Regions from separate parts of the Homo sapiens genome. Here region 2 is linked to region 1. Evidence: chromatin loops called from intact Hi-C (ENCODE). Cell type or tissue: ascending aorta. All regions are shown on one strand. Links, peaks and the distances in the headings refer to the core of each region. The heading gives the core; the rest is flanking DNA.

Region 1 (5,390 bases), core at 228-5,227:
CAAACTATTTTAAGGACAAAAAACCAAACACCATATGTTCTCACTCATAGGTGGGAATTGAACAATGAGAACACATGGACACAGGAAGGGGAACATCACACACTGGGGTCTGTTGTGGGGTGGGGGGGGGGAGGGATAGCGTTAGGAGATATATCTACTCTTAAATTACGAGTTAATGAGTACAGCACACCAACATGGCACATGTATACATATGTAACAAACCTGCACGTTGTGTACCCTAAAACTTAAAAAAAAAAATGAGTTCCGATAGACCCTTTCCTACAAGTTTCTCTGATGTCTTGTATCTGAAGATGCAGAACATGAAATTAGATTTTCTTGATGACCATTATTAGGATTATAAACATCTATAATTGTTCAGCTTTTTCTTCCAAACTTTTCTTTCTTAATGGTTGATTAGAGAAAATTTTGCATTTATTATATATGCCTTGGGTGCCTCCAGCCCCCTGCAGTATTTATCACCTGAAATGGGCAAATAATCTGTTAGAAATATTTGTTAAATAAGAGTCAACAATTATTGAATGAAGTTGCAAAAACTAAGTTCAGAGGACAGAGCTGTGACACCTACATGACAATTATTTTAGGCAATCAGAGCTCTTTTAGATTTTTGGTTTGTGTTTTTTTTTAATTAGTTTTTTGGTAGGGATCATGTTCCAGGTTTCCAGAAGACTTTTAGAACAACAGCTTTCAAAAGGAAAATGATATTATTTGGTTTTTAATTAAAGAAACCATCTTTCGTACACTAAGATTGAATGAAATGTCTACTTTTTAGTCTCAAATAGATTTTATAAAACATTTAAGTATGTAAAAAGTTTAGTTTTCAATCAAAAATGTGTTTATTTTGAACACAAATATACGTAATAAGAATAGAACCAAAAAATTATGTATGTTTTATTAGTTTCCCAGGGTTGCTGTAATGAATTACTGCAAACTACATGGCTTAAAACAACAAAATGTATTCTCCTGCAGTTCAGGAGGCCAGGCATCTGAAATCAAGACGTCAGCGGGGTCGATTTCTTCTGGAAACTCTGAGGAAGAATCTGTCCCATGCCTCTCTCCTAGCTTCTTGTGGTTGCTGGCAACTCTTGGCTTTCTCTGGCTTGTAGCTGCACACTCCAGTGTTTCCTGTCATCTTCATATAGCTTTGTGTCTCCTTTCAAGGACAGCAATCATTAAATTCAGGGCCCACCCTAATCCAGTATGATTTCACTTTAACTTGATTACATCTTCAAAGTCCCTATTTCCAAATAAGGTCACATTCACAGGTATTGGAGGTTAGGACTTGCAGGTATCTTTTTGGTGGGGATAAATTCAACCCCCTAAATATGTGTACATATTAGATATGTGACCATGTGCTATAGAATATACAGTGTAAAATCATACAAAGTATATACTTTCTCTTGATAGATGATTTTACAGATATGGAGGAGAGAATCAACTTCAGACTGATTTTTAAATGGCACCATCTTAAAAATAAAGATTTTAATGTCCTACTTGGAAAACGCATGTAACCTTTCAAGTCAAAGAATGAAGTTCCAACACCAGGAAACTCACTATTCTGGCCATTCTATCTTGATTCTAAGTGAACATTCTAATTAGAACCAACCCTCATAATTACTTTTATATTAATAGCATTATAAGGTAAATGTTCTTCTATCTGGGTTTTATCTCTCTGCTATAAATTGCATTGTTAGCTCATATCATGCCCCTTGCATTATCAATTATTGGAGGCACTTCTTAAACGGAATTGGGGCCATGAGTAATTGGAGAAGCATCTGATAGATGGGGAAATTTTTTACTTTCCCTTGCAAGGCTGGATCTCCATAATTTGGCCGTGAAAACATTGATATAAGACATCGCTTCAATTCATTCTGGGATTTTTTTTGCAATGTCGGTGTAAAAAGCTATTGAGCAGGCAGGGGAATTCCTAACAGATGAACCTCTGACTTATTTTTTAGCTTTTTACTGATGTCTTACAAAGAAGAAAGTACATTTATGTTTGTCAACATAAAAATGCTTTTATCTCTTGGTAAAAACCTACAATACTCTCTGTTGTTCACCAATAGCCACCCTCCCACTAAAACAGAGGAAAAGTTTCTCATTTGGGGAACAAATTTCTCTTTATACACTTTTGAGTTCAACACAAATTGGTGACCCTGAGGAGGAAGACGTTATAGACCCTTAAATCCCTAGATCCACCCAGAAATCCAGCTTGATTCATTTTCGCTTGTTCTAGTAGTCTGATTTATGTCAGGAGACTGTGTTTATGGAGATCAGGTGGCCTTTCTCACAAGCCTTTTTAATTTGCACCATTATCTGCTGATAACAGCGTAATGAGCCTGCATCTTCTGAAAAATAGAAAAAGTGTGCTTTTCCACAAAACACTTGTAAGACTGCATGGATTGCGGGGAAGTGGTATTGGATGCTATTAATGGGATGGTAGCTGACAAAAATGTCAAAGATGTAAGTTATTGTTCCAGGCCACTTGAAACCTTAGAATATGTTCCCCCAGTCACCCTATTAATGGAGATATATTATCTCTCTGAGAATTTCCTGTCAAACTCTGTTAAGTAAATAAAGAATAGGTGAAATATCAGAAACAGAGCTAACAAATGGAGCTAAGGCCTCCACTGGAAAGAAAAGAGCCAGCTGTTTACCGTGCTAATTCGAAACAAAATGAAAATGTATGTTTTTCATCTTTGTGGAATATAATTTTCAAACATAGACTGGAAGTTGGCTTTAGAAAAGACTTTTTTCTTTTTTTGAAAGAGATATTTAGTGGTCTGGTTTGTGTGTGACAAATGTGACTCTGGCCTTGACTTAAGACACATGTCTGGCTGAGCCCTGCATGTTGCCTCGAAATTGAACTCAAACCATGAAGTAATATTTGAGTCATTCAGCCGTGTTACTCTCAATGTGTCAAGATCAGAATGTACTAGAACTTTTTATAGTCAGAGACACAGCTAATTGTAGATACCGACTATCAGGCAGGACCCAGGGAATTTGGTGTAGGTGAGCAGAGCCACCCAGCTCTGTGGTTCCGGTGGTCCTGTGCAGATCTCAACCAAAGCCCATGTCATCCTAGGAATCTAACATAGAATCCATATTGTTCAGCCAGTGCTTCTCAATTAGGGGTGAGCATCCACACCCCCATACCCCCACTCCTGCTCTCCTGCCAGGGACACTGGGCAACGTGTGGAGGCATTTTTGGTTTGCATATTTGGGAAGGTTGCTACTGGCATCTGGTGGGTAGGGACCAGGAAAGCTGCTAAGAATTCTACGGTGCCCAGGACAGGGACCCACAGCAAAGGATTATTCAGCCCCAAATGTTGACAGTGCTGAGGCTGAGAAACCTAGCTCTTTTATTTTTGAGACAGAGTCTTACTCTGTACACCCAGGCTGGAATGCAGTGGTGCAATCTCAGCTCACTGCAACCTCCCAGGTTCAAGTGATTCTTCTGCCTCAGCCTGCTGAGTAGCTGGGATTACAGGCACATGCCACCACACCCAGCTAATTTTTTTGTATTTTTAGTAGAGATGGGGTTTCGCCATGTTGGCCAGGCTGGTCTCGAACTCCTGGCCTCAAGCAATCCATGTGCCTTGGCCTCCCAAAGTGATGGATTACAGGCAAGAAGCCTAGCTCTTGAACAGTGATTCTTAAACATGGATGTGTGTCAAAACCATCTGGACAGCTAAGAAGGCAAAGGCCCAGGCTCATTGAGGTGACTGTGGGGTAAACACACCTGAGAGCAATAACATAAGTACACCCTGAGAATGACCCCGTATGGCAGATGCACCTGCATGTGTTTTCTGAGCTAGGGAATCCAGGAGTGGCCAACCCGGAGATTTCATTCCTTATCTATGATAAATGTTTGAGCCCCCAGCCTGTCCCATCTAACACGGCGCATATAGGGGATTGAGGCCCTGAGTTCTTGGGTTAAATGAAGGTTTCCAGGAGGGGGTTGTTAGTGGGAGGGTGTTAAGTGAAAACGCTATATAATATTTGATTCATGATGTTTGCAGGCGGTTGGGGTTCTACTGCCCCGTCAGTCAGCACTGTAGGAAAGTGGATGTGTTGTCTAGCCAGTTGCCACTGGATCATTTTGGTAATTAAGTTGGTTCTCCTGTCCAGCCCACTGCCACTGGACTCTCCCCCCTGTATGGAACCCCTAATAAAACCCCAGGTCTCCTTTGCTGGCTCTGGGTCTCTTCTTGAACCTGGTGCCTTCACTATTGGAATTAATAGGGGTTTGGCAAAACAGGGAGGGCCTGAGCCTTTGTAGTTTTATCAAGTTTTTACGTGATTCTCACTCAAGTTCAAAAGCCACTGGTATAGGCTATTAATTAGATTCGGAAGTTGGACATGAACCATTTACCAATTTTTTTGGTCACACATTTATTATTTTTTGGTCACCCCTGTAATCTCAGCTACTTGGGAGGCTGGGGCTGGAGAATCTCATGAGCCCAGGAGTTCAAGGCTGCAGTGAGCTACGGTCACGCCACTGTGGTCCAGCCTGGCAGACAGAGTGAGACCCTGTATCTAAAAGAAAACATACAGAAACAACTTTGTGTGATTGTTTTTGTATGTTTTGTCTTCTTCAACTGCTCTAGATTTTTTTGCACAGGAAAATGTATGCTATAATGGTAATTTATTAATCATTATTTTTCTAGGCCAGTATTTCCCACTCAATCTGTGGGTTGTGAAGTTGCTACGAGGACTTTGAGAATCCGTATGTGTGCAAGCATTGCTCATAGAACTGAAAAAAAATCTTACACATATAAATATATGAATATTTTCCAAATTATATAGATGATCTGATTAATCATGTACACACTCATTTAAAAGTATTACTCATTGAATGTTTTAGAAAGAGATGAACACAAATATATCTCTACTGTCAGGTGGGTTCATAAAATATTTAAATATTTATTTTGCAAAGGGATCCTCCAAACTTAAAGGCACCTGCAGACTACATTTTCGAGATTTTTCCACAGTTTTTTTTTGAGACAGATTATTTGCCCATTTCAGGTGATAAATACTGCAGGGGGCTGGAGGCACCCAAGGCATATATAATAAATGCAAAATTTTCTCTAATCAACCATTAAGAAAGAAAAGTTTGGAAGAAAAAGCTGAACAATTATAGATGTTTACAATCCTAATAATGGTCATCAAGAAAATCTAATTTCATGTTCTGCATCTTCAGATACAAGACATCAGAGAAACTTGTAGGAAAGTGTTTTTTTTAATCACTGTATCAGTTTCTACTGAGATCCATGTACAGTTCTATATCTAATACTTGGTTTAGAGCACTGTTGCTCTAAGCTTGATTTCTCAAATAAGTCACCTGGGGATCTTGTTGTCCTACAGATTTT
Region 2 (5,390 bases), core at 208-5,207, 83 kb after region 1:
AGAAAAACCTTCCCAAATATTAAGGTTGATGTTGATGCATTAAGTAGGATAACTCTAAATTTGGCACTTCTATAGAGCAAGTTGATCTTTTCTCAGATAAATTATTCTTCAAGAATATCTTCAATGTCAAACCTCAAATGGTGTCTTACAATACTGCCAGTCAGTCATTGTATATGTTCTCTTTCAACTGATTTATCTACCAGGGCCTTTTTGTGCTTGTTGATTGCAAAGTCAATCTTGCATATATTCCGTTTTCCTGATCTGTTTGACAGAATCTTAGCGAAACATTCAAGGAGAAGATCCTGCTTCCATAGTTACATCACTCCTTTTGAGATTCCATTGCAATTCAGCAGCAGATAATACCAATTCCAACTTTATAGTGTAACTTCCATTTTGTGGAAAGCTATTTTCATTTTGGCACATTAACTAGTACAATATGAAAATGAAAAATCCTAAAGTGAATATGAAAATCTGTATACCCTCCAGCTGATTCTTCAAAGTTCATTTTTAAAATGTACTTGTTTTGAGATTCTCTGCTGTAGGAAAACTGTATTTACCAAACCATGTAGCACATTCCTAGACAGACACAATACCACTAAATCAGTCCATTTAATGTTGGCACTTTCCTTACTTGAGAGTTTGGTTTTGAGTACTGTTCTCCCTTCCTTGCTGATAATATAGTTTTTGGAGTATCTAGTAACTGCTGGCAAATTTTAGTCATCTTACCTAACTGGAGCTAAACCAAAATGATGGGTAGCACTAGGAAGGCCACATTTCCCAACCTACCTTGCAACCAGATGGGATCGTACAATGATGTTTTGGCCAATAGAATGTGGACAGAGTGATATAGCCACTTCCAGGTCTCACTCTTCTCTTTCTTCGCTTGTTGGATGATAGATCTCAAGAATCTAGGGAGGATTCTGAGACTTAAGGGAGGTCTGAACAGTAGAAGTAAGGAGACTGGGTCCATGTATGACTCTGTGGAGCAGAGTGACCCCACACTCTCAACCCAAATTTGACTGTGCCAAGGGTGACACATCACCCTCTGTTATGTTAATCTGCTGAAATGCTGGGACTGTGTGTTTCAACAACTAGGGTTACTTAACCTGATTAGTAATGATAGTGTAATAGTTAGAGAAATCCCCAACTATATTCTTTAGGAGTTCCACCAGATATTATATAGTATATAATATAGAAATATGGCCTTTGTAACATATGACAACTTAATTGAAATGTGTCTGGACATTTATTCCCTCATCTCAGAATTTTTTTTTAAATTTTAATATTTTAAATTTTAATTTTCATGAATACATAGTAGTATATATTTGTGGGGTATATGCAATAATTTGATACAGGCAGAGAGTGGGTAATGATCAAATTAGGGTAATTAGAATATCCATCACCTCAAACACTTATTATTTCTTTGTGTTAGGAACATTCCAATTCTACTTCTATAGTTATTTTAAAATATACAATAAATTATTTTTAATTGTACTTGCTCTATTATGTTACTGAACATTAGATGTCATTCCTTCTATCTAACTCAAGTGTAGATCCACTGACTAACCAATCTTCATCCCCACCACCTCCTCAGTACCCTCCCTGGCCTCTCTGGTAATGATCATTCTACTCTCTATTTCCATAAGGTCAACTTTTTTTTAGCTCCTACATTTGAGAACATGTGACAGAAAAATATAGAATGTTCCACAAATTTGCGTGTCATCCTTGTGCAGAGGCCATGCTAATCTCCGTATTGTTCCAATTTTAGTATATGTGCTTTGAACTGAGTACTCTGAAATGTTTTTGAGTGTTATTTTCCAAGCATTGGATAAGTTCGGGGGATACCATAAAAAGCCAAATAGGCGTGGTTATAGTCCACAGAGCTTATAGTCCAGGAAGTAGATGTTGACCAATGGATACACATATAAATGTAAAATTATAACCATGCTCCTTTCTATGACATACAGAATCATGATCCTATCAGACATAAAAATAGAAATATTTGACTTCATTAGGGAGGCATCCATGAGGAAGGATTCCATGCTGAGAGGGGCAGATGTGTGGTTACCACATGAAAGTCAGATGGCAGGAGACAAAATGAAAGAGGGTCAGAGTGGGTGGAGCAGGCAGAGTGAAGGGAAATGGGTCAGGTGAGCCTAGATAAGAGTACAGGTTAGAGGAAGTATTTTACTCTTCACTTAGACACTAAAGAATGACATTTGCCCTTTGCCCTTTGAAAAACACTGCTCTGGCTACATTTTGGGGAATGGATTGGACATGAACATGTACCTATATTTATATGAAGGGAGTATGTGGTAATATGAGACTCACCTGTCAAGATACATGTACCTGGCTGGGTGTGGTGGCTCATGCCTGTAATACCAGTATTTTGAGAGGACAAGATGGGTGGATCACTTGAGTCCAGGAGTTCGAGACCAGCCTAAGTAACATGGTAAAACCTTGTCTCTACAAAAAAAATACAAAAAAATTGGCCAAGCCTGGCGGCATGTACCTGTAGTCCCAGCTACTTGGGAGCCTTAGGTGGGAGAATCACCTGAGCCCAGAAGGCAGAGGTTTCACTGAGCTGAGATTGTGCCACTGCACTCCAGCCTGGGTGACAGAGTGAGACACCGTCTCAAAAAAAAAAAAAAAAAAAAAAAAAGAGAGAGACATAGCTCAGGAAAAAAGGAAATATAAAAACAGTTCAGCAAAGGAAAAGTTTTTGGGATTTGGATGATTGGTGTTTTGGTAAACTTGTTACTTTCACCTTTGTGTCTTTTTTTTTTTTTTTTTTTTTTTTTTTTTTACCATTATAGATCAGTAGTTCAATATGGCAAGTTTGAGACAGGAGACATTGGTCTTAGGCCAGTGTGAACATCCAAAGCAAATGAGATTGCAGTGAACTACGAGGCTGGTGTGAGTGAGATTTTTGTTATCAGTTGCCCTAGCATCCAATCCCCTGTGGAAACCTGCAAGTCACTCATCCACAGCAACCAAGTAAGAGGACTCCCCTCAAAAGACACTGGGATGCTTTGACACTCATTATTTGGAAGATAAGGAGACACCACAGTTTGTCCACAAAATTTATGAAGGACTGTGCCCAAAACACAAAGGAGAAAGACCTGCTTGGCTTCCCTCTCTGATCTACCCAGATTTCTGACAACCATGTCCCTCTGTCTCAGATTGTTTTCCAGTTCCCAAGAGAATGAGATGTTGATATCTTGAATCTTTTATATAGACTTGTTTTCTTTCTCTCTGTATATGAGAACTGCTGCTATGGAGGCTTATGATTCAGTAATCACCTTGAGATATTCCTTTTCCTTCTCGGGGCCCCGACTGTATTTCTCACCCTTGCGATCCAGGCTGCAGAGCCTGACAAACGCACCCTCTCAACCACATCAACACCAGCGCAGGTTCAGACTGGCCTTCTCTCCTCCACACACGAGGGAAAGAGCTGGACGCTCAGCCCTTTGTTACTTTTTATTTTTAGACTCAATTCACCTCTCCAGAAGCAATACATAGAGAGAATGCTGAATAGACTGCCCTGCATTGAGACACTTCTCAAAGATATCTTTTTCCCTTTAAGAAAGAATGACTGATTGCAAGTATTTATTTTCTAAGGTACAATTGTAGACCTTCAAAGTCAGACTGTTAATTTGATGATATTAACTTTTGAGTCACTTGACTAGTCAGTTTAGGAAGCAACAATTCTCTCAAAACTCTTATAATTACATTTGGACAAGTTTGTGCGTAGGACCGCAAGTCCATCAGCTTATTATAACCATAGTGCGTTCACACACCATCTTCATTATCTTGTGCTAAAGAAGAGAGCACACACTCCTCTGTGGGTAATTTTAGATTGGCCACTGACACACTCTGCAGTGTTTATAAAGAAAACAAAACTTGGATGTTGGCCCTTTTAATTATAACTGGCAGAATTGCTACACCCAAAAATCACATAATCTCTTCACCATATTATATCTTTGAAGACATCTGCTTGCAAAGCAGTAACAAGGAACTTGAATTCTAAAAACAAACTTTGTACTAGATTGATTGGTTTGGCGAGCCACGCTTCTGAAGTACTGACGGATTCTGAAAGATATATTCCTGAACTTCAAGAAAAGTTTAAAATATGCTATAATGGAGTTACATCAAATTGTCTTTGGTCTGGACATGCAGATTAGAGACTGAGATCCTATTTCATCGTGAAGGAAGGTCCAACTGGCCCAGTGGCAAATATCATAAATGTCACCAGTCATTCTGCGTTTTTGTTTTGAGTTTCCAAATAAACATCTAGCCAGTGAAATAGCTGGATAGTCCAGTGCACTATTTCACCTGAGAAATGATCATCACATAAGGTTCTATGTTCTAGGTGCTTTATATATAATATTGTGAAGACAACTGAGAGTGCTGAACATTCCACCAGAGGGAGAAAGCTGATCTTTGACATCATCTTTACTATTTATCAAGCATATACCTCTCTTCATGTAGATTTGGGATATGATCTGAGTCCATTTTTTGAGTAATTACATTGTGATCCTAGTCACTTCCCCCGGGGCAGATCATTTCGCAGTTTGCAGAGTTCCTAAACTCATAGTACTGTAGCCTGAAAGATGAAATGGAACAATTAATCGTTATCTATGCTCTGCAGATGAGTAAGAATCTTTCCTTTCGTAGGAGATTCGTGCATGTGTATTTGAATTAACAGTCTAAGAAAAAACCCAATGCAAAAGCCTGAATTTGTTGCCAAAATAAAATTGCCTACATCTTATGTAGTCATGTAACTCATAAGGTTCCACCCTCCTTCCATAACTCTAGCCAAAGAGTCTGTTTTTCCTTCCCTAACACAGTGTTTTCTGGAGCCCAGGACTAGTTTTTAAACACTAAAATGACTTAAGAAGGCTGCTGGAAAAGTGAAAGCAATCTCATTGTACTGTATTAGTTCAACCAAAATGACTAACACATTTCAACATTTAGAATGTCCAATTGAACAAATATTTACTGCTCAGTTAGTAGTTTTAAGAATCTTTGTCCAAAATTACTTATCTTGTGGTAATGCTTTGAATATTGAGTATACATTTTAGATAAAGCAATTTTTCCTTTGATGTTAAAAATTGCCTTTATAAATAGGTACGTTGCCTAAAAATTATAAAATTGCATGTATTATTGGTAAGAGTTGAAAGTTCCCCAAAAGCTTCACAGATGTTGAAATTTGTTGTCATTCTAACGTTAATTTTATTAGTCCAAAGTATTTTTTCCCAAATGTTTTTCTGAGAAGTGCAGAGCAACTGCTGTTACCCCAGAGCACTGAACTATTAACTGTTAATGGCAGGGGAGTTTTCACATTCCAATATTTCAGCTGCATGCTTGGATATAAGTTATTTTGTTCA

The links. Peaks named below come from ENCODE experiments on the same cell type or tissue, not always from the same donor. Only the 100,000 strongest peaks of a DNase experiment are listed, where the experiment ranks them.
Region 2: it touches region 1 in a loop (2.0-fold over the local background); 1 of 110 quality-filtered maps calls a loop at or near these places.

The regions. Positions count from the first base shown.
Region 1 is chr3:70,887,368-70,892,757 of GRCh38, reverse strand. No RefSeq gene overlaps it. Among named protein-coding and RNA genes, the nearest start is that of FOXP1-AS1, 400 kb to the left of the region's middle. In ascending aorta, for the core only: no CTCF peak of the experiment used is centred there; DNase peaks (open chromatin) are centred at 2,877 and 3,417; H3K27ac peaks cover 2,194 bases.
Region 2 is chr3:70,804,751-70,810,140 of GRCh38, reverse strand. It overlaps the pseudogene RNU6-281P. Among named protein-coding and RNA genes, the nearest start is that of FOXP1-AS1, 480 kb to the left of the region's middle. In ascending aorta, for the core only: no CTCF peak of the experiment used is centred there; no DNase peak of the experiment used is centred there; H3K4me3 peaks cover 863 bases.